Regions from separate parts of the Homo sapiens genome. Here region 1 is linked to region 2. The links are chromatin loops, found by intact Hi-C in ENCODE. Cell type or tissue: Caco-2. All regions are shown on one strand. Links, peaks and the distances in the headings refer to the core of each region. The heading gives the core; the rest is flanking DNA.

Evidence for each region. Peaks named below come from ENCODE experiments on the same cell type or tissue, not always from the same donor. Only the 100,000 strongest peaks of a DNase experiment are listed, where the experiment ranks them.
Region 1: a loop joins it to region 2, with 13 times the contacts of the local background. A loop is called at or near these places in 17 of 110 quality-filtered maps.

What each region holds. Positions count from the first base shown.
Region 1 is chr6:26,516,007-26,525,963 of GRCh38, forward strand. It overlaps TRL-CAG1-7 (tRNA-Leu (anticodon CAG) 1-7), which reads left to right and starts at 5,202; the gene lies at 5,202-5,284. It overlaps HCG11 (HLA complex group 11), which reads left to right and starts at 5,700. Exons shown (of 1, transcript NR_026790.1): 1 at 5,700-9,957. LOC107986583 (a long non-coding RNA gene) reads right to left here. Exons shown (of 4, transcript XR_001744057.3): 1 at 5,503-9,957. It also overlaps the pseudogene RNU6-502P. RefSeq lists silencers at 4,806-5,405, 5,636-6,155. In Caco-2, for the core only: a CTCF peak has its summit at 5,844; DNase peaks (open chromatin) are centred at 4,575, 4,995, 5,805 and 6,285; H3K4me3 peaks cover 3,073 bases.
Region 2 is chr6:26,336,783-26,347,408 of GRCh38, forward strand. It overlaps LOC124901288 (a long non-coding RNA gene), which reads left to right. Exons shown (of 2, transcript XR_007059522.1): 2 at 2,912-3,503. Among named protein-coding and RNA genes, the nearest start is that of TRW-CCA3-2, 11 kb to the left of the region's middle. RefSeq lists a cis regulatory region at 1-174 and an enhancer at 5,728-5,867. In Caco-2, for the core only: a CTCF peak has its summit at 4,992 (motif pointing right); a DNase peak (open chromatin) is centred at 5,019; H3K4me3 peaks cover 194 bases.

The DNA.
Region 1 (9,957 bases), core at 3,233-8,232, 180 kb after region 2:
TCAGCTACCCACAAAGACCAGAGTATTGTTTTGCTTGGTTTGGTTTGGTTTGGTTTGGTTTCGTCTGGTCTGGTCTGGTTTGGTTTGGTTTGGTTTGGTTTTGAAATAGAGTCTCACAGCCAGGCGTGGTGGCTTACACCTGAAATCCCAGCACTTTGGGAGGCCAAGGCAGGTGGATCATGAGGTCAAGAGATTGAGACCATCCTGCCCAATATGGTGAAACCACATCTCTACAAAAAATACAAAAATTAGCTGGGCATGGTGGTGTGCGCCTGTAGTCCCAGCTACTCTGAAGGCTGAGGCAGGAGAATCGCTTGAACCAGGGAGGCAGAGGTTGGAGTGAGCCGAGATCATGCCACTGCACTCCAGCCTGGCGACAGAGCAAGAGTCCGTCTCAAAAAAAAAAAAAAAAAAAGAATGAAAAAGAAAAAGAAAGAAAGAAATAGAGTCTCACTCTGTCGCCCAGGCTGGCTAATTTTTTTTTTTTTTTTTTTTTTAGAGACAGGATCTCCCTATGTTGCCCAGGATGGTCTCGAACTCCTGAGCTCAAGCGATCTGCCCTCCTCAGCCTTCCAAAGTGCTGGGATTACAGGCATGAGCCACTGTGCCCCGCCCAGAGTATTGTTTTCAAAGACAAATCAGATTATGTTATCAAAATTCTCCAATGGCTTCCCAATGCAGCCTCAGGATTAAACTCAGGCCCTACTAACACCATCTGGTCCTTGGCTATCTTTGCAATTTCATCTCTTTCGTTCCCTTATTCCTCCTCTTCAGACACAGAAGCCTTTTGTTCCTCCTTCATTCTCTCCCCAAGTTCTTTGCCCTTGCCGTGCCCTCTGTGTGTCCCCTGGATATGTTTGTCTCGCCCCCCATTTCATTCAGGTTTCTGGTCAAATGATGTCTCTAACCACCCTCTGTAAAAAAGCACCCCCCCCCCCCCCACACACACACACACACTTTTCTACTTTCTGACTCATCACCCTGCACTACTTTTCTTTTGGGAAAACTCCTGCACAATTACTATTTTTCTTGAAAGTACTTATTAATACTTGAAACTATAAGCATATTTGTTTTTTTAATAGTCTTTCTTCATCACAGAGGCAAGAATCCACAAAAGCAGAGATTTCCTTTGTTTGTAAATAAAGTACCTGGCACATATTAGTTGCTCAATAAATATCAACCGACAGATTAAGTTATGAGTGTGCGCAAAGTTCAAGGAAGTTTGAAACTGACCTGGAGGTCAGGGAAAGTATGGTTAAACTACATGAAAGAGATGGCTGCTGGCTGTTTTTCAAACACACGTGTGGACAGACCAAACCCTACCTCCCAAGTAGGCTTTTATTGACTCAGCCTCTTTGGGAGTCAGAAAGTAATGTATTTTAATGTTGGACATACTTAAACTAAAAAGTCATTCATTGTTTAGCTGAAATTCTAATTTAACTATGCATCCTGTATTTCATCTTATTTGAGAGCCCTGAGCCCTTATACCCTCTGGCTGAGTAAACCCCACGCTTCATCAGAAAACAGCTTACCTCAAGAAATTTGTATGAACACCCACTCTCTATCCTCTTCTTATCTTTCACCTGATTTTCAATTTTGTGTCTTACAACTTAGTTTTTCAATTCTTAATTTTGTTTCTTCTCACTATTCTTTAAGATTACTGTGGTAGATGGTTGTACAAATACACCCAATAAACCTTTCCTCCCTGGGCCCCACTCTTGCAGTACCCTCTCCCTACACTGCCTTTAGTTTGGGCCCTGTGACTTGCTTTGGCCAATGTGAGGCAAGCAGAAGTTGGATAAGAACATGGCACTGGGGCAAGACCTCGGGGAACTGCTTTCCCATCACGTCTAGCCTCCTTGGGAATGAAAGACTTTATGAAGAGAGAGGCTTAGCATCTTGGCTGAATGGTGGGCATAAATGAGCCTAGGCAAAGCCAGCCGGAGCGGGGGGTGGGGAGGTGGGGGGTAGGGGGGTGGGGAGGTGGGGGGTAGGGGAGTGGGGGGTGCGGGGTTGCGGGGAGTCGGGGGAAGTTTCGTTCTTGTTGCCCAGGCTGGAGTGCAATGGCAGTCTCGGCTCACTGCAACCTCCACCTTCCAGGATGAAGCGATTCTCCTGCCTCAGCCTCCCGAGTAGCTGGGATTACAGGTATGCATCACCACGCCTGGCTATTTTTGTATTTTTAGTAGAGATGGGGTTGAAACCCCCCATGTTGGCCAGGCTAGTCTTGAACTCCTGACCTCAGGTGATCCACCCGCCTTGGCCTCCCAAAGTGCTGGGATTACAGGCGTGAAGCCACCACGTCTGGCCTTCGTTTTGCTTTCTATATTTTTAACCATTTATTTATTTGAGATGGAATTTTGCTCTTGTTGCCCAGGCTGGAGTGCAATGGCACGATCTCGGCTCACTGCAACCTCCGCCTCCTGGATTCAAGCGATTCTCCTACCTCAGCCTTCCAAGTAGCTGGGATTACAAGCGTGTGCCACCACGCCTGGCTAATTTTTTTTTTTTTTTTAATTTTTAGTTGAGATGGGTTTACACCATGCTGGCTAGGCTGGTCTCGAACTCTTGACTTCACGTGATCCACCCGCCTCGGCCTCCCAAAATGGTGGGATTACAGGTGTGAGCCACTGCACCTGGCCATTTTCAACCTTTTATAAAACTATCTAGCCAGGGCAACATAATAACAAAACAATAAAAAACAGCCAGGCCAGCTGGTGTGTGCCTGTAGTCCTAGCTACTGTAATCCTTGCTCCTGTACTCCTCCTGGGAGTTCGAGGCTACAGTGAGCCAGGATCATGCTGCTACTCTCTAGCGCGGGCAACAGAGCCAGATCCCGTCTCAAAAAATACATACATGTATTGTTTCTAAATTGGGCTTTTCCTCCCCCACTTCTCTTTCTTTAGAGGGCAATTCTATTTTTCACTGGGGAACTAAGCTGGGATTTCTCATGAGGCCTAGAGACTGGAGTTAAAATAACTACTTTATTAGAGGTCTCAGCTTCTCTCCATTTTATTATTTTTTTTAATTTTTTATTCTTTTTTTAAAAAAATAGAATGCTCCCGTCGGGCTCAGTGGCTCACGCCTGTCATACCAGCACTTTGGGAGACTGAGATGAGTGGATCGCCTGAGGTCAGGAGTTCGAGACCAGCCTGGCCAACACAGTGAGACCCCCGTCTCTACTAAAAATACAAAAATTAGCCGGGCATGGTGGCGGGCGCCTGTAATCCCAGCTCCTAGGGAGGCTGAGGCAGGAGAATCGCTTAAACCCGGGAGGAGGAGGTTGCAGTGAGCCGAGATCGCGCCATTGCACTCCAGCCTGGACAACGAGAGCGAGACTTCGTCTCAAAAAGGAATGCTTCACAAATTTGCCTGTCATCCTTGTGCAAAGGCCATGCTAATCTTCTCTGCATTGCTCCAATTTTAGTGTAAGTGCTTGCCGAAGGGAGCACAGCTCTGTCCATTTTATTTCATGTTTCTTGGGCTCACTGCCCCATTATAGTGTAAGCCCTTCGATGGTGGAGCTTATTCTGTCTGTTTGTTTACTGTTGGATCACCAGCACCTAGAATGCTGCCTGGCACATAGTAGGTACCCAATAAATATTTCCTATATGTTGGATGAATTGCCTCTCTCCTCATCTCCAAAGTTGGTATCCACCACTACCCTGTGAAAAGAGCAGAGGTGACTGAATTTTAGAGGCCTTGCAGAGGACTTATTAAACACTTACTGTGGGACTCTATCCTCATAACTTTTTAATTTACTTATTTGTATTTTTAAAATCAACAAATAAAGATATATATATTTATGATGTACAAAATGATGTTTTGTTCTATGTGTACATTGTGGGAAGGCTAAATCAAGCTAATTAACATATCCATTACATCACATACTTATCTTTTTCTTTTTGTGGCAAGAACATTTAAAATCCACTCTCTTAGCAATTTTCAAGTATTCAATAACGTTGTTATTAACTATAGTCACCATGTTGGACATAGCAAAACTTCTGAATCGGTAGGCCTGAGAAGAACAGAATTTGCCTCTAATTGATTCCCTGGAGATGGGGATTTAATGCTTAATTTAAGGGATTAAACATTGTATTCTATCAATTGAACTCACGATGAAAGTATTATAGGTGTCTAAGAAAGCTGTTTCTAATGTCCACAGAAGCAAAATGACTTATCTAAGATTCTCCAGGTAGTGACCAGTTCTAGTTCTGTCTGAAATTCGTACTCAGGTCCCCTGACTTCCAGTCAGTGATATTCCGACCATGGCATCCTGACTGCTAACCCTTGCTAACAAAATTTGAAGTAGGTCACCTCTGACCTTTGTTTATGTTTAGAAAAGTTGTTGTGCTCAAGGCCTTCTATCAAGTACCCGCTGCGCCAGGTTTAGTAAAATACATAAGCTACTCCCCATTTTTGTTGTTGCTGTTTTTGCTTTTGCTTTTTAAAGTTTTTATTACAGTATAACATCCACACCGAAAAGTGCGCAAATCCTCCATAAACTCCGACAGAGAGGCAAGACAAGCCAGGCTTCCCACGCTCCTGTCCCCTCCACCGGCCCTGCCAAGGGTAACCACGTGCTGGGAGATTTGCAGCACAACGCAAAGGAGAAGGATTAGCGAGCACCTTGTTCCAGCAAAAACTGGAGCAAGCCTAAAACTTCCTGGGAATTAAGTGTAAATTTAAGCCAGGTATTCTAGTAATGTTGAGTTCAACAGGATTGCCATTATTTTAACTAGAATTCAGTTGAGAGCAGAGCGCCATCGCCGTCTTCCGCCTTAGTCACTCGGCCCTGGGCTGGCTCACGCCCGCCCCGCCCCCTCCCCGCCCCTCCCACGCCCGCCCCGCCCCTCCCACGCCCCCGCCCCCGTCCCGCTCCCCCTACCCCGACCCGCCCTCCCTCGCCCGCCGCCCCACCCGCCGCAGCCCTCCCCGCGCAGCCTGGGAGTGACTCGGCGTTCACTCGGGAGACGCCGCTCTGTGGCCCGGACAACCGGTCCTATGCAGCGCCGTCCGAGGCAGTTCGCGGAGAGGCGGCTTACCTTTTAACCCAGGAATGCCCATATCTTGAGAAAAAGAACAACAAGGGGGTGGGCGGGGGTGGGGACATGGGGTAGGGGGGCGGCTGGTGGATGGGGAACTAATAGCGTTTAGACAAGAGACAGAAGTGAGTCCTGAGCACAATGTAGCATAAGCGCGTCAGGATGGCCGAGCGGTCTAAGGCGCTGCGTTCAGGTCGCAGTCTCCCCTGGAGGCGTGGGTTCGAATCCCACTCCTGACAGTTCGTACTTTTAGTATTTAGACACAAATCGAGTTTAAGTTTACGCTACGTTTTCCTACCTGCTCTTTGTGACATGGTCTTCTCTCTTTTTAAAAAATAAATTTTCCGAGTTCCGGAATAAAAGCACTCTTTGTTTTTATTAGCCACTCCAAGGACAGCAAAAAGTACTCTGTACTCCGAAAATAATTTCAGAACCTACCGGTGTTTTGAAATCTCACCTCCTTTTTCCGTTTCTCCTCTGTCTCTAGTTGTCTTTCCCTCTCCCTCCTTCACAGGCAGAGTTGAATAAATGTTACTCTTCAGTTCATGGCTCATTACATTACTGCAGGGCTCCTCTTTATTTAGTTATAGTTATCTTTTTAATTCCATTTCTTCAGTCTCATTCCCCACCTCATCCTTACTCCCCGTAAGAAATCACTGCAAGAGTTCCGGTCTGGCAGAGAGCGCGGAGAGACGCAGAGCGCGGGCCGCTCCTCCAGGGCGCTCCAGGCCCTCCGGCCCCGGGTCGGCGGGTGAGCTAGGGGGCGCCCCGGGACAGGCCGCGCCCTCTGCCCTGCAGATACCGGAGGCCTCTGCTGTGGCTGCCCACTGGCTGGGCCCAGGCCTTGAAGCGGTGGCGAACGTCTCTTCCCTACCCTACCTCGGTGACTGATGGCGGCGGCGGCCTCTCCCAGTCCGGACCCTGCCGGCCGTCGGGTCTCCCGGCCCAAGCCTGCCGGGCCTGGACGAAACCCCCGCCGAGCAGCCTGGACGCAGCGCCTTTGGGTGGCGGCGGGAGTAGCGTGCCGGGAAGCATGGCGGCCGCTCGAACGCCGCGCGGCGGAGGGCGTTAGGGCATGGAGGGCCCGGGAAGGCGGCCTAGGGACGCAGGCAGGCTCGGCCGCCTCTTCAGGCCACGGAGCCGCCAGATCTGGGTCCCGGGTGACCACTCTGTCGCCATTGGGCGAGACCTACCTAGTCCTAACGACAACGGACAAAGGCCTTAACGGGCCTGGGAGGTGAGCGAAGTCCCGAACGACGACGGGTGGAACGGTTAGCGGCGATCGGGCGGTTGGTCTCCGTACTACCAGACCTTGCTGTCGGAAGAGACAAATGGTAGAATGACAGGCCACGTTTGGCCCGTTGGAAATGCCCTCCATCCTCTGGGAAGATTCACAGGCCGTTTACGGAAGGCCTGTGTATATAATATGAAAAAGCTGCTCTCAACTCCACCCCAACCTTTTAATAGAAAACATTTGTCACATCTAGCCCTTCTAGATGGAAAGAGGTTGCCGACGTATGATAGAGTTAGAAAGTCACACATCTTGTAAATTCTCATTTGTTTAAAAGAAATCATAGAAAATACATGTCTTCCGGAGTTGACTTTTGGAAACTGAGTTGTTAGACGGCCTCTAGAAGCGATACGTTCACGTTTGTTCAGTGGGTTAGATGACATGGAGCTCGAAGACCTGAGAAGGAAAAAAAGAAGGTTCTATGCTAGACTGGTCATATTTAGAAGACATTTTCATATTCTATCCATTGTTTTGTGTGCATTCGCTTCCTCACTACTATGTATGTAGTTGACAATGCTAAGCTTTTTTGAAATGTCTATTCTTTTTAGATATTCTGAAGTGTCTGATATATGTTAAAATTAGAGGTAGTAAAACCACATTTTGTAAATATCTTTTTGTTACAATTCATAGAAATGTTGTTTTTTGGGGGGAATGGCCAAATCACCTGTTGAGTAATACTCATTGTGTTTGTGCAGTAGTTCAGGGGAGGAGAGAGGAGGGGGAGGTGCAGAGAGCTCTATGCCATCCTGCTTACAGCGAGGCAAGATGAATCACTATGTCTGTGCATTTTGTTTTATCTATGTATATAATGTACATAAAGGACAAACGAGTCCTAATTTACAACATCTAGTCTTTCTGGATGTTAAAGAGGTTGCCAGTGTATAACAAAACTAGAGTTAGTAAACTAATATATTTTGTACATTTTGTTTTACAAGTCCTAGGAAAGACTGTCTTCTGAAAATTTGAGCATTCTTGCCCACTGGGTTGATGGAGATGGGAAGGGTTCTAGGCCAGAATGTTCACATTTGGAAGACTCTTTCAAATTATAACTGTTGTTACATGTTTGCAGTTTATTCGAGACTGCTGTGTACATACATAGTGGACAAATTAACTCCTTACTTGAAACATTTAGACTATCTAGATGTTTAGAAGTGCCCGATGTATATTAAATGTAGAGGTAGTAAAATACCAATTTGTAAATATCTTTTTGCTAAAATTCATAGGAAATACTTTTGGAAGTTGAATTGTGAAGCCACCTTTGTGAGCAGTATATTACTGTCTATACTTGCTCAATGGTTTAGAGGAGGTGGGAGGGAAGAAATTGCAAAAGATAATATGCTAGTGTGTTCATACTTGGACATTTTCAGACACCATTTTTCTGTATGTTTTGTGCATTTTGTTTTGCTCTGTATATAGTGTATATAATGGACAAATAGTCTTAATTTTTTAACATCTAGAGGTTGCCAGTGTATGACAAAGTAGTAAAATTAGCATATTTTGTATGCTTTGTGTTGAAATTCATAGGAAAACTTGTCTTCTGTAATTGACTTTTGCATAGGAATTTGTTCAGCCATCTCTAAGCATTACACATGCGTGTACTTGTCCACTGAATTGAAGGCAGAGAAGGAAGAGAAGAGGGAATGATTCAAGGCCAAAATGGTCACATTTAGAAGATACCTTAGATGATAACCATTGTTATGTGTGTGCAGTTTTATTTAACAGTGCCGTGTACATGGTGGACAGGCTATGAAATATCTAGTCTTTAGATATTTGGAAGTGCTTGATGTATTTTAAAGTAGTAGTAGTAGAATAACACTTTTTGTAAATAGCTTTTAAAAACTGATGGGAAATGCTGTTTGGAAGTGGATTTGTTGAACCACCTGGGAGGTGGGAGGGAAAAAATTGCAAAAGGTGTTTTGCCATTGTTTATTAGAAAATTTCAGCTTAATCCATTGCCTATATGTTACAAGCATTTCATTTAACTTTGCTATACTGTATATATTGTGTATATACTGGACAAATGAGTCCTGATTTTATAATATCTAGTCTGTAGCTATTAAAGAGGTTGCCAGTGTATGACAAAAGTAGTTAGTAAACTAACGCATTTTGTACACTTTGTTAAAATTCATAGAGAGGCTGTCTTCTGAAAAGGACTTTTTGGAAGTGAAATGATAACATCAGCTCGAAGTGACACATGTGCTTATATCCACCAGGTTGGTGGTGGAGAGGAGTTGGAAGGAATGAAGGGTTCTAGACCAGAATGTTCCTATTTAGAAGACACTTTCAGATATAACCATTGTTACATGTGTGTAGTTTATTCAACAGTGCTATGTATATAGTGGACACACTTAAGTCCTTATTTGAAATATCTAGTCTTTCTAGATGTTTAGAAGTGCACAAAGCATGTTAAAAGTAGAGGTAGTAAGTAACACATTTTGTAGTTATTTTGATATGAAATATTGTCTTGGAAATTGATCAATTCTCTGAGAAGTACACGTTATGATATTTGTGCTGGTTCAGGGGGAAGAAGGAGCACAAAGTTCAAAGGGCTTTCTACCAGTGTCCAGTGTGTTTATGATGAGGCACATTGACCATTGTCCCTTATGTCTGCATTTTCGTTTACTGTGCTGTGTATATAAGCAGACATAGGAGTCCTAATTTATATCTAGTCGATGTTAAAGAGGTTGCCAGTGTATGGCAAAAGTAGAGTTAGTAAACTAATACATTGAGTACACTTTGTGTTAAAATTCATAAGGAACACTTCTTAAAAACAGAAGTAAAATTGTTAAACGCCCCCCGCCCCCAAGCATTACAGATGGCTTATAGCTGTCAACGGGGTTGGTAGAGGTCAGAAAGGGAAGTGTTCTAGGCCAGAATGTTCCTATTTAGAAGACACTCAAATTATAGTCTATGTTATGTATATATGCCATTTATTCAATACTACTGTGTATATAATGGAAAACTTAAGTGCAGTTTGAAACATCTAGTCTTTCTAGGTGTTTAAAAGTGCACAATGGTCAGGTGCGGTGGCTCACTCCTGTAATCCTGGCACTTTGGGAGGCTGAGGTGGGCAGATCACGAAGTCAAGGGATCGAGACTATCTTGGCCAACATGGTGAAACCCCATCTCTACAAAAAATACAAAAATTAGCTGGTCGTGGTGGCACATGCCTGTAGTCCCAGCTACTCGGGAGGCTGAGGCAGGAGAATCGCTTGAGCCCGGGAGACAGAGGTTGCAGTAAGCCGAGACCACACCACTGCACTCCAGCATGGCGACAGAGCAAGACTCCATCTCAAAAAAAAAAAAAAAAAAAAATTCCACAACATAGGTTAAAAGTAGAGGGCTAAAGTAACACCCCTCTAAGCATTTGTTTTCAGTACTTCCTAGGAGTGGTTGCATTTGGGAATGGAATTGTTAAAACTTGATGCTTAGGAGCGTATGCTGACTATTCACTGCGTGGTGGGGTGGGGAGGAGGAGGAGGTATGCAGGGAGAAGGGTTCTGTGCCCCTGAGTTAGATTAGTTCAGATGGTCTAACCATTGTTCTATGTATGCATTTTATTGTGTTAATATTGTGTATTAAAGGATAAACAAGTCTTAATGCTCAAAGTATGTTAAAAAT
Region 2 (10,626 bases), core at 2,211-7,210:
TGAAGAGTTAGGGAGCCTGTTGTTTGAGATAAGATTTCATATAAGAGATCACTTTACCTTCCTGCAAGGAGCAGATGATCTAGGCTGAACTTATAAGACATTGTCACAAACAGCAAAATGAACTGGCTGCCAAGATAAGGATTCACAGATGGGTAACCCAGAGATTAGCCACAACAGGAAGCTATTATCACCCCTGAGGATGGAGGGGCAGTGGGAAGAGGCCATGTTAGAGCCCAGAGTGGGAGGTAGAAGGGTGACAGTGGTCTGCAGAAAATGACCATCAGGAGCTAGAATTCCAAAGGGAGAATCTCAGACCTTGGAATGGATGCAGCTATTGCAGGCAATGCTACAGGAAGCAGAAAGAAAGAATATCCTGGCCTCAGGGTTCCTCTTGAATTCCAACCTTTTGTCATTCTCCCATTGGCTAATCCTACCCAGAAGCCAGAAGGCAAGGATGTTCAAAGCAGAAGAAGGATGGGGAATGAATCTGACAACAAAAAGTCAACCTGATTTACAAGACAACTTGATTGACACCTCCCAATTATGATCAAAGTATTAAATCTACTGAAAACGTTTTAATGAGGTCGGGAGCATGCCTGTAATCCCTGCACTTCAGGAGGCCAAAGTGGGTGGATAACTTGAGGTCAGGAGTTCAAGACCATCCTGGCCAACATGGTAAAACCCCATCTCTACTAAAAATACAAAAATTAGCCAGACATGGTGGCACGTACCTATAGTCCCAGCTACTTTGGAGGCTGAGGCACAAGAATCACTTGAACCCAGGAGGTGGAGGCTGCAGTGAGCCAAGATCATGCCATTGCTCTGCAGCCTGTGCAACAGAGGGAGACTCAGTCTCAAAAATAATAATAATAATAATAATAAATTCATAGTAATAAAAATGTTTTAATGAATGTATAAATGAGTCTTCTCATTGGAGTTTGCTCTTTGAACTAATTGCTTCTAATATGCAGTTTCTAATCATAAGAACTCCAATATAACATAGGGTTATATTTAATATGTATTTATAGAAGTGCCTAAGTTTTATAGCATAAAAATCACAGGGAACAACAAATTACAAATATTCAATTTTAAAAAGTTTTCTTTTCTTTTCTTTTTTTAGACTGAGTCTTGCTTTGTTGCCCAGGCTGGAGTGCAGTGGCACAATCTCTGCTCACTGCAGCCTCCGCCTCCTGGGTTCAAGCAATTCTCCTGCCTCAGCCTACTGAGTAGCTGGGATTACAGGCGCACACCACCTCGCCCAGATAATTTTTGTATTTTTAGTAAAGATGGGGTTTCACCATGTTGGCCAGGCTGGTCTTAAACTCCTGACCTAGTGATCCACCCACCTCAGCCTCCCAAAGTGCTGGGATTACAGGTGTGAGCCACCATGCCCAACCAAAATGTTTTCTTTTCTAAGACATAATTATCAAGTATATAAAACATTCCATATCCCAGATACAAAAACAGTAGTAATTCACTTATGAAAGAGTGGCATTTTGATAGTAGGACAGTTTGATGGTTTGATAATAGGATTTTTGTTGGTTTGTATTCAATATAAAGCACTTTAACAAAAAAGCCAGGCCATGATAAGTTAAAGGTCAATTCTTTCACTAGATTTCCTTGCTTTGAGCAAAAAACGTTTAAAAACTTTTTTTTGTAGATTTGAAAAACCAGGCCACAGGAAACATCTCAAATGTCCAACAGTCCTTAGGGTAGATCAAGGGTCAGGAAACATGCCTGCAGGCCAAATGTGGCCTGCTACCTGTTTTTGTATTGCCTACAGCTGTTTTTACATTTTTAGATTGCTGAATATAAATTAAAAGCAGAATAATCATCTGTGCCACATCAACATTATATGAAATTCCAATTTCATTGTCCATAAATAAGGTTTTATCGGGACACAGCCATGTCCATTCATCTATGGCTGCACTACAAGAGCAGTTATGAAAGACACAGGAGGACCTGCAAAGCCAAAAATGTAGCAGAAAATATACAGAAAAAAAGAGTTCAGGCCCCTGCACCACAGAAAGGTGTTTTCTTGCAGACAGAGGCAGCTGTTCCCCTCAGCATCAGACGCATCTCCAGAATTTCTTTCTTATGGGGTTAGCACAGGTATCGGTAAGCAGAAAGATTCAGAAACTTCCAACACATACTGTTGCCCAAGGCCACAGCCTGTGGGAGACTTGAACTTGGGGTGGCCCCTAGTTCCAGCTGACTCCTCTGCTTGTCAGCTTCACTCCCTCTGCTCAGGTTCCCAGCTGTGACTGGAGGCCCAGCTGGAGCTCTGTGCTTGGGCTCCACAGTCCCCATTGTATCCTTATAATAGTATGATACATTCCTTTTTTGTTTTCCTTAATTAAGTTTGAGTTGCATTGTTAGAAACCAAGTGTTAGGATATGAAAGCTCAACTCTTGTGTATGTGTATGTGTATGTTACTTTAGAAAAAACATTCTTTCCATTTTGCAGGGAGGGTAGGCCACCATGTTCTTAATCAGCAGGAAAGTAAACAGGCTCTTTTGTGGTTCTAGATGAGTGATCCATCCATCCATTCATTTATTCATTCAACAAATATTTATTGTTGGCCTAATGTGTGTGAAGCACTTTTCTAGACCCAGGGGATACTACAGTTAACAAACCAATTAAAACAAATTCCTCTGTTCGATGTTACTCTGCCTGGATATGATCCTAGGGACAATCGTAGCCATCTTGTGAGCATGAAGGGAGCTAAGCTGATGCATTGCATTAACCTTGCAAAATGTAAAGATGGAAAAAACCTGGGTCCTTAATGAGGATATATTGGAATTGTCCTCTGTGTTGGTCAGGATTAAAATGCAAACACTCAAACACACTTTAGATTGTTTAAACAGGAAAACATTTTTTACAAGAAATGTTGTAACATTTCTATGTTGAGCATTCAGATTGACTTCCAGTGCCACACTGCAGAATTGAACCACCGAGGGATCTGCTGACTCTTCTAAAATCACTACAGTGTCACTACCACAGCACTACAGCATCACTGCCACAACCAAGAAAACCACCACCATCAGAAAGCTCCTGCCTGCTGCCAGCTCCAGAACCATGCAGCACCTGCATCAACACCAGTAAAACAGATGACTTATGGCCTGCCTCTCAAGTCTTAAAAATCCATTATGGGTCACTGGAGACTCTGCTAACAACACTATACAGGAGAACCAAACAACAGTTAAAACTGCAGAAATGTAGCCTCATTTCTAGCCTCCAAATTCCATGTGACTACATCTAATTTGCTAGATATAGTTTGTTTAAGCTACATTTTTTTTTCCAAATCATGACTGCCTGAGAACCTGAGAGATGTAGTGTTTTGTTTTCCTGCCTCTACAGTACAGAAAAGATCACTAGGAGGAGAGAGAATGACTGTGGCATGCCACCTTACTAGAGCCTCTCCATGTCCTACCTGAGAACTTCTTGTTAATTGAGAAAACTCTTCTTTATTGTTTAAGCCAATAAATCAATCTGACACTCCAGGGTGTGGAATCAGTTCATGCCAGAATTTAGGCCTTCTAAGCCCAACCCTGTTCTCCCACACCTACCACCCCTCACTAACTTTGGTTTTCACACCTCTCCCTTCTCTCATGTGTGGTAGTCACAATATTCAACTAAAGAGCTCAGAGATGAGACTTTCCAGAGAAGAGGGTATCACAGCCAAGTTAAATCTATAGAGGTCTTTCTTAACAGATAACTGAAACAGAATTTCTGAGATCTGGTGAACTCAGCAAGAAACATAGGACTGACTTAGTTTCTTTCTCCATGGGTGAAGATAGGAAGACAAGTTTCTCAGAGAGTGAAGAGGGATGCTTTAAGAAAGAAACTAAGACCTTCTCCGTCTGCTGAACTATCCTTGACAATACCCTTATTTTGGGTTCCTTCTTAGTTACTCTTCCAAAGAAAATGACTTCCCCATTTCCATCCCCAAGTAACTAAAATGTCTACATTTCCTATAGAAACAATGGCATATTTCAGCAACTACCATATGCTGATCACTGTTTAGGAATGCAAAAAATATATCATTCTTGTAGAAGATGTTTATTTTCAGTCTTTAAATGAAATCTCTCTTAATAGCAGGCTCAATTCAAAATCATCTTCTAGTTTTTAAAAATTCGTAGATACGTGGACTTTTGGAACATGTTTTCTAAAAGGACCCCAACCACCTTTTTATGGATTCAGTTTTGTGTCCCCCAAAATTCATATGTTGAAATCCTAATCCTAGTACCTCAGAATGTAACCTTATTTGGATATAGCTTTGGGAGGACCTGAGGCAGAGCTGTAGGGTGTAGGGGAAGCTGTGGATGCTTCCTGGTTCCTCTGGGTGTGAATGTGGCTGACGGGTTCAGAGGCTGAGGATACCTCGCCAGGATGCTGAGGAAAGAAGCCAGGATTTTAGTGGTTCTGCACTCAGAAACCAGGGCACAAGAACGCAGAGGCAGATGCCCTAGTGGACAGACGACCAGGGAGGGCCAGCGGTTCTTCTCCATGCGTGGACACAGGAGCGGTCTTCTCTTCATGTCCAAACTGAGATACCATCTGAGGAAAAGGAGAGGCCCAAAATTAATTAATAAAGCCCTGAATTGACTAGGACGAAGACCATTATTGACTCAGGAGTAGCCTGGTTTGACTAAGATGAAGGATATGCCATTAAGCGGGAAGGGGCAGAGGATGGAAATAAAGCTCAGTTTGCATTCATATAAACGTACAGGCGCGCACCATCATGCCCGGCTAATTTTTGTGTTTTTATTGGTCAGGCTGATCTCGAACTCCTGAGCTCGCGATCAGCCCGCCTCGGCCTCCCAAAGTGTTGGGATTACAGGCGTGAGCCACCACGCCTGGCAACGCCTCTAGGAGCAAAACGTGCATTTCAGCTTTTGAGGTTCCCTGCTGTGCACAGCCCTCAGCTTGCCATCTATAGGCCGCTCCATTGACAGGGGTTGAGAGGGTGAGACTTTCTCAGGCCCACGGCACAGGCAGTGATGCATATCCGCCATGAGGGGGCGGCGAAGCCTAGAGAAAGAGAGAGACACCTGAGACGAGTTCGAAGAGGCGGGAGGAGGGAAAAAGCTGGGGCGGGAGGAAAGGGGACGGGCAGGGAGGGATGGAGAGGAAGAGAGAGAAGGAGGGATGGAGAGGAAGAGAGAGAAGGAGGGAGGGAGAGGAAGAGATGATAGAGTGAGGGAACGAGGAGGAGACGAGGAGGACTTGTGGGAGGAAAGAGAGAGCAGAGAAAAGGTGAGGAGTGGGAGGAGGGAGAGGAGAGAGGGAGGAACGGGAAGGAGGAGAAGAGTGGAGTACGAGGGAAAGAAGGAGGAATGAGAGGTGAAAGGAGCAGGGGAGGAGGGAAAGCAAGTTACTGAAGGGGAAAAACAGTTCTCTGGACAGCAGTTAGCGACAGTTGTAGAGTACTTTACATTTTACAGTGTGTCACAGATACTGGCTCATGTTTCCCTCACAGTAACAACCCAATTAAGCGGTAAGCAGTAATTGCTGTCCACGTATTATTTTCAACCTGAAATGTTATTTTTAACAAAACATACTTTATATATGACAAAATAAAGAGAAACATTGGGGCAAGTGTACAGACTAATGAACATTTACTACGTTTTAGTTTAGTGGTTTTTTGTTTTGTTTTGGTTTGGTTTTGACACAGAGTTTCACTCCTGTCACCCAGGCTGAAGTGCAATGGTGCTGTCTTGGCTCACTGTAACCTCTGCCTCCCCAGTTCAAGCGATTCTCGTGCCTCAGCCTCCTAAGTAGCTGGGATTGCAAGCATGCGTCACCATGCCTGGCTAATTTTTTATATTTTTAGTAAAGACAGGGTTTCACCATGTTGGCCAAGTTGGTCTTGAACTCCTGGCCTCAAGTGATCCAGCCACCTCGGTCCCTCAAAGTGCTGGGATTACAGGCATGAGCCACCAAGCCCGGCCTTGTTTTTTGAGACAGAGTCTCAAAAACCAAGGCTCTGTTGCCCAGGCTGGAATGCGGTGACACAATCACAGCTCACTGCAGCTCCAACCTCCCGGGCTCAAGTGGTTCCTCCCACCTCAGCCTCTATAGTAGCTGGGACTACAGGCATGAGCCACCATGTGTGAGCTACATTTCATGGTCTCTTTAAATCCATTTCTATGTTAATTCTCAGATCTCTGAATAGCATGTCACCAAAAAGCATGCTGTCTGAGCATGTCAGAGCTCAGACACAGAGGCAAAGGGACAGAGCAGCACACAAAACTTAACAGAAGTGCGTTCTCAAGGAGTCGGCTTGCTAATGGTACAGAGAGAAAATAAGTAACACGTAATGTCAGATGATGACTTAAATGTTATGGAGAAAAATTAAGCATAGGCATGGAAGTAGGATAAAGAGGGGCAGGGGACAGGGAAGTGGTTAGGGAGGGTTTTAAGCAGCCTTCTCATCTGTCAAATGGGGACAATAGCCCCTACCTGCAGGCAACACACCCTCTTTCCACCAATCATCCTTGGACTCCTCTCAGGGAGTCAGCCGGGACAGTACCCAGGGTAAGTCATCTTACCTCTCCCCTCCAGCAGGTCTCCAATAGGGAAGGAGGGATGGTTACTGTACATGTGCCCTTCACAATTTCAGATCCTTATAACTGGAAGGCTCATTCTAAATGACTAGAAAGAGATCCTGAGGGGGTCTTATTTCCAGCCCCTCCAAACAAATTTCAGATCAGAATACCATGCTAGTCTTCAACTTCTTAGCAGAAAGGGAAGTTATAAGGTCTCCCAGGGAAAAGCACAGATTTATCAGCAGCAGGTTACCTATTTGGGGTCCCTCCTAGAAGGAGAACAACGTTTGTTCCAAGACAGATGGGAGGTAATATGCCAACTATAAGCACCAGGGACCCAGAAGCAACTCTGAGAGTTCCTGGGAATGGCCTGGTTCTGCCACCTCTGGATTCCTAATTTTGGCCTCATTGCCCACCCCTCATATAAACAATCAAAAGGAAAGGACATGGGCCCTTTTAAATGGATGGTAGAATGCAACCAAGCAGTCCAAGTGGTTAAGACCCAGCTTATGAGAGCCCCAGCATCAGCCCTATCAGCTGTAAGCAAACCCTTCCATCCTTATATCCATGAGAAGAGAAGGAATATCCCTAGGGGTATTAAACACTAGCCTCTCTGCCTCGAGTCTACTTTTCTAAGCAACTGGACCTGGTTGCTAAAGGCAAGCCATCTTGCCTCTGGTCAGTGGCAGCTACAGCCCTCCTCCTGAAGGAGACAGAGAAGCTAACCTTTGGACAGCCCTTAACCATCTGGACTCCTCACCATACCCAAACTCTCATAAAAGAAAGGGAGGCAGAATGGCAATCCCCGGGCAGGACCCTCTAGTTACAGGTAATGCTTATTGATAACTCCCATATAATTTTAAAGGTGTGTAATAATTAGAACCCTACCACCCTCTTTCCATCTAAGGATGGGCATTTATTCCACAACTGTCTAGAAGTGATGGAAGAAGTATACTCCAGTAGACTAGCCCATTGAAGATGCAGAAGCCAGCCGGGCGCGGTGGCTCATACCTGTAATCCCAGCACTTTGGGAGGCTGAGGCAGGCGGATCACAAGGTCAGGAGTTCAAGACCAGCCTGGACAATATGGTGAAACCCGATCTCTACTAAAAATACAAAAAAATTCGCTGGGTGTGGTGGTGGGCACCTGTAGTCCCAGCCACTTGGGAGGCTGAGGCAGGAGAATTGCTTGAACCCGAGAGGTGGAGGTTGCAGTGAGCCAAGATCATGCCACTGCGCTCCAGCCTGGGTGACAGAGCGAGACTCCGTCTAAAAAAAAAAAAAAAAAGAAAAGAAAAAAGAAAATGCAGAAGCCGAATGGTTGACTGAAGAGAGTAGCTGTATGCAAGGAGGACAAAGGAGGACAAGTTATGCTATCTCCTATCTCACTAAAGTTATAGAGGCCCATGCCCTCGCTATGGGATGCTCTTCACAAAGCAGAACTTATTGCACTAACCCGGCTGCTGGAGTTGGGGGAAGGAAAAATTATCAGCGTATACACAGATTCCAAGTATGCCTACTGTATGCTACACACATGGAGCTGTTTGGAAGGAAAGGGGCATGTTAACATCTGATAACAAGCAGGTCAGAATGGTGCTGTCATTTTTAAAGCTATTGGACTTTAAATAAGAGAACCAGCCCATAAGAGAACAAGCCAGGTGGCGATTGTTCACTGCAGGGGCCACCAAAAGCAGAAGCACAAATACAATTATTAATGATTGTTTTTCAGGGCATGTCCTCAAATGTTGACCCCAGGATGCATGGGACCCTGAAATAGAACTGGGGTCCATAGGGTTACATGCCTCCCACTTCCATGCCTGGTTACAAGGGCTTACCACTGCAACATCTGTTCTTTCTCCCCTTCCTTCCTTCCTTCCTTCCTTTCTTTTCTTCCGTTTCTCCTCTCTCTCTTTTTCTTTCCTAAGATAGAGATGGAGTCTTACTATGTTGCCCAGGCTGGTCTTTAACTGCTGAGCTCAAGTGATCCTCCTGCCTCGGCCTCCCAAAGTGCTGAGATTACAGGCATGAGCCACCACCCGCAACCTGCAGTGTCTTTAAAAGGAACTGGAAACCTTCGGTCATGTGGCATAACCCTCTTTATTACTATCTCTCGTTGTTAGAAGGGAGTTTGCATCAATACATCTCATCTAGGGTCCTCAGGGAAAGTATTTAACCTTAGGGTATTCCTTTCCACTGCTTTAAATATCACAGGATCCAAGGCTGTGGAGAAAGGAGCCTATATGATCCAGACCAACTCCACTTTGGGCCCTTAGCTACCTCTAATCTAATTATTAGTAGAAGTGGTATAGGGCACTCCCTATAGCATTTTCTGGTGTCTAGGGATAGGTGACCTAAAGAAGTCCATTAAAAACATCTCAATCCTTATTCAACAACCACAGAAAGCTACAGTCAATACTCTGGATGCTCAACAGACAGCCTTGAACTCCCTACTTCAGTGCTGCAAAACCGAACGACCCTAGATGTACTCACAGCAGAGGCAGGGGCACATGTACCATGTTAAGAGAGGAATATTGCTTCTATATAAATACCTCAGGCCAAGTTGAAGAAAACTTAGAAATCTGTTATCAAAATATAGCTATACTGGACAAGACAAAGGGAGACCCCTCTTCACCCATCCTAGGCAGGATAGCTAATGATTAATTAGGGTGGTTGGGACCATGACTAAGCCCCATTGTCTCAGTAATTGTTCACAGCAGTAACCCTTTTAATTTTTGGTCCCTGACTTCTGAACTCTGTCACCAAGTTTGTTGCAAAAAGCCTAAAAGCCATAAACATTCAAATGTTGGGCTACTCAGGGGTACCAACAGCTAAGCCTATAGCCAGGAGAGAATCAAACCTATCTGAAAATGACCAGGAAGAGTTTCACTCCTTTAACAGGATGCTTGCCTATGCCCAAACTCAGCATAAAGAAGCTACAGAAAATAGACTTTGCCCTTCAGCACCCCTCAAGAATGAGGCGTGAACATTTAAAAAGGGAATTTGTTGCCCTTGCAATGCCTACATGACTTAGCTGGACCCCTATTCTGCTTTTGTTGCCCAATGCAAGGCATATGTGATATACGAAGTAAATTCCTACTCAGCTTAACTCTGCTTAATTTTGGGAAACAGGATGTCTGTGATCATAGATTTCTTCTTAGGCAGCTTATTCATCCCCTGAAAAACCTCTAGCTTCATTCTAATCCAGTTTCCATGCTAAATGACATTCGCACTTGCACCATGACAGTTGACAATCACCATGATAATGACTGGAAGAGACTGAAAAAGGACAAAAAAGAGGAGGCTCCTTGATTCCAAGAAAATCTTCGTCCCTTCTCAAGAAAAAGCAGGAATATTCCTTCCCTTGCTCTTAATGCCCACCCCTTTACTAAGTAAGATACCGTACATCTGTGACTTCCCAGTTCTCAGGGGCTGGAAAGTTATTTGCAAGCTATACTCCCACTTCTCCAACTCCACGGTCATTAGATAAAGCCTACACTGCTTGACACTTGGTTTTGTGTATTGGTTTCTGGACACCACACAGAAAAGAGCCCCTTTAGGAGTAACTGGGACCCCCAGTAACAATATAGCAGAAAGGAAGACTAAAGTCTGTCCAGAAATCTGAACAGATTTTTGTCAAAAACCATTGTCCACTCTGCGGGCCCAACAGACTTTGCCCCACACCACTGTATGTTCTTCAAACCCATTGGATTCTCCCTAGAAATTATTTATTGCCCCTCAACAGAATTCCTCTTCATCCTGCTTCCACAACCTGTTTTGCCAGGATCCTAGCCCCCATTCTTTCTGTAACCTCAAGATGATATACAAGTCTCTATACTCATTGAGGGGTTGAGCCTTCATTCTGAAGGCTCCTGTACATACACATTAAGTAAATTTGTATGCCTTTTCTCCAACTAATTTGCCTTTTGTGAGTCACTTTTTCAGTGAAACTTCAGAGGGCCAAAAGAAAAGCCTTGGTCCCCACACTCGCAAATAGCAAGCGGCATAACTCCTTCCAGCATTACTTTCATAAAGTCAAAATGTTTTTCTTCATGAAGTATTTATTTTATAATTTCTAT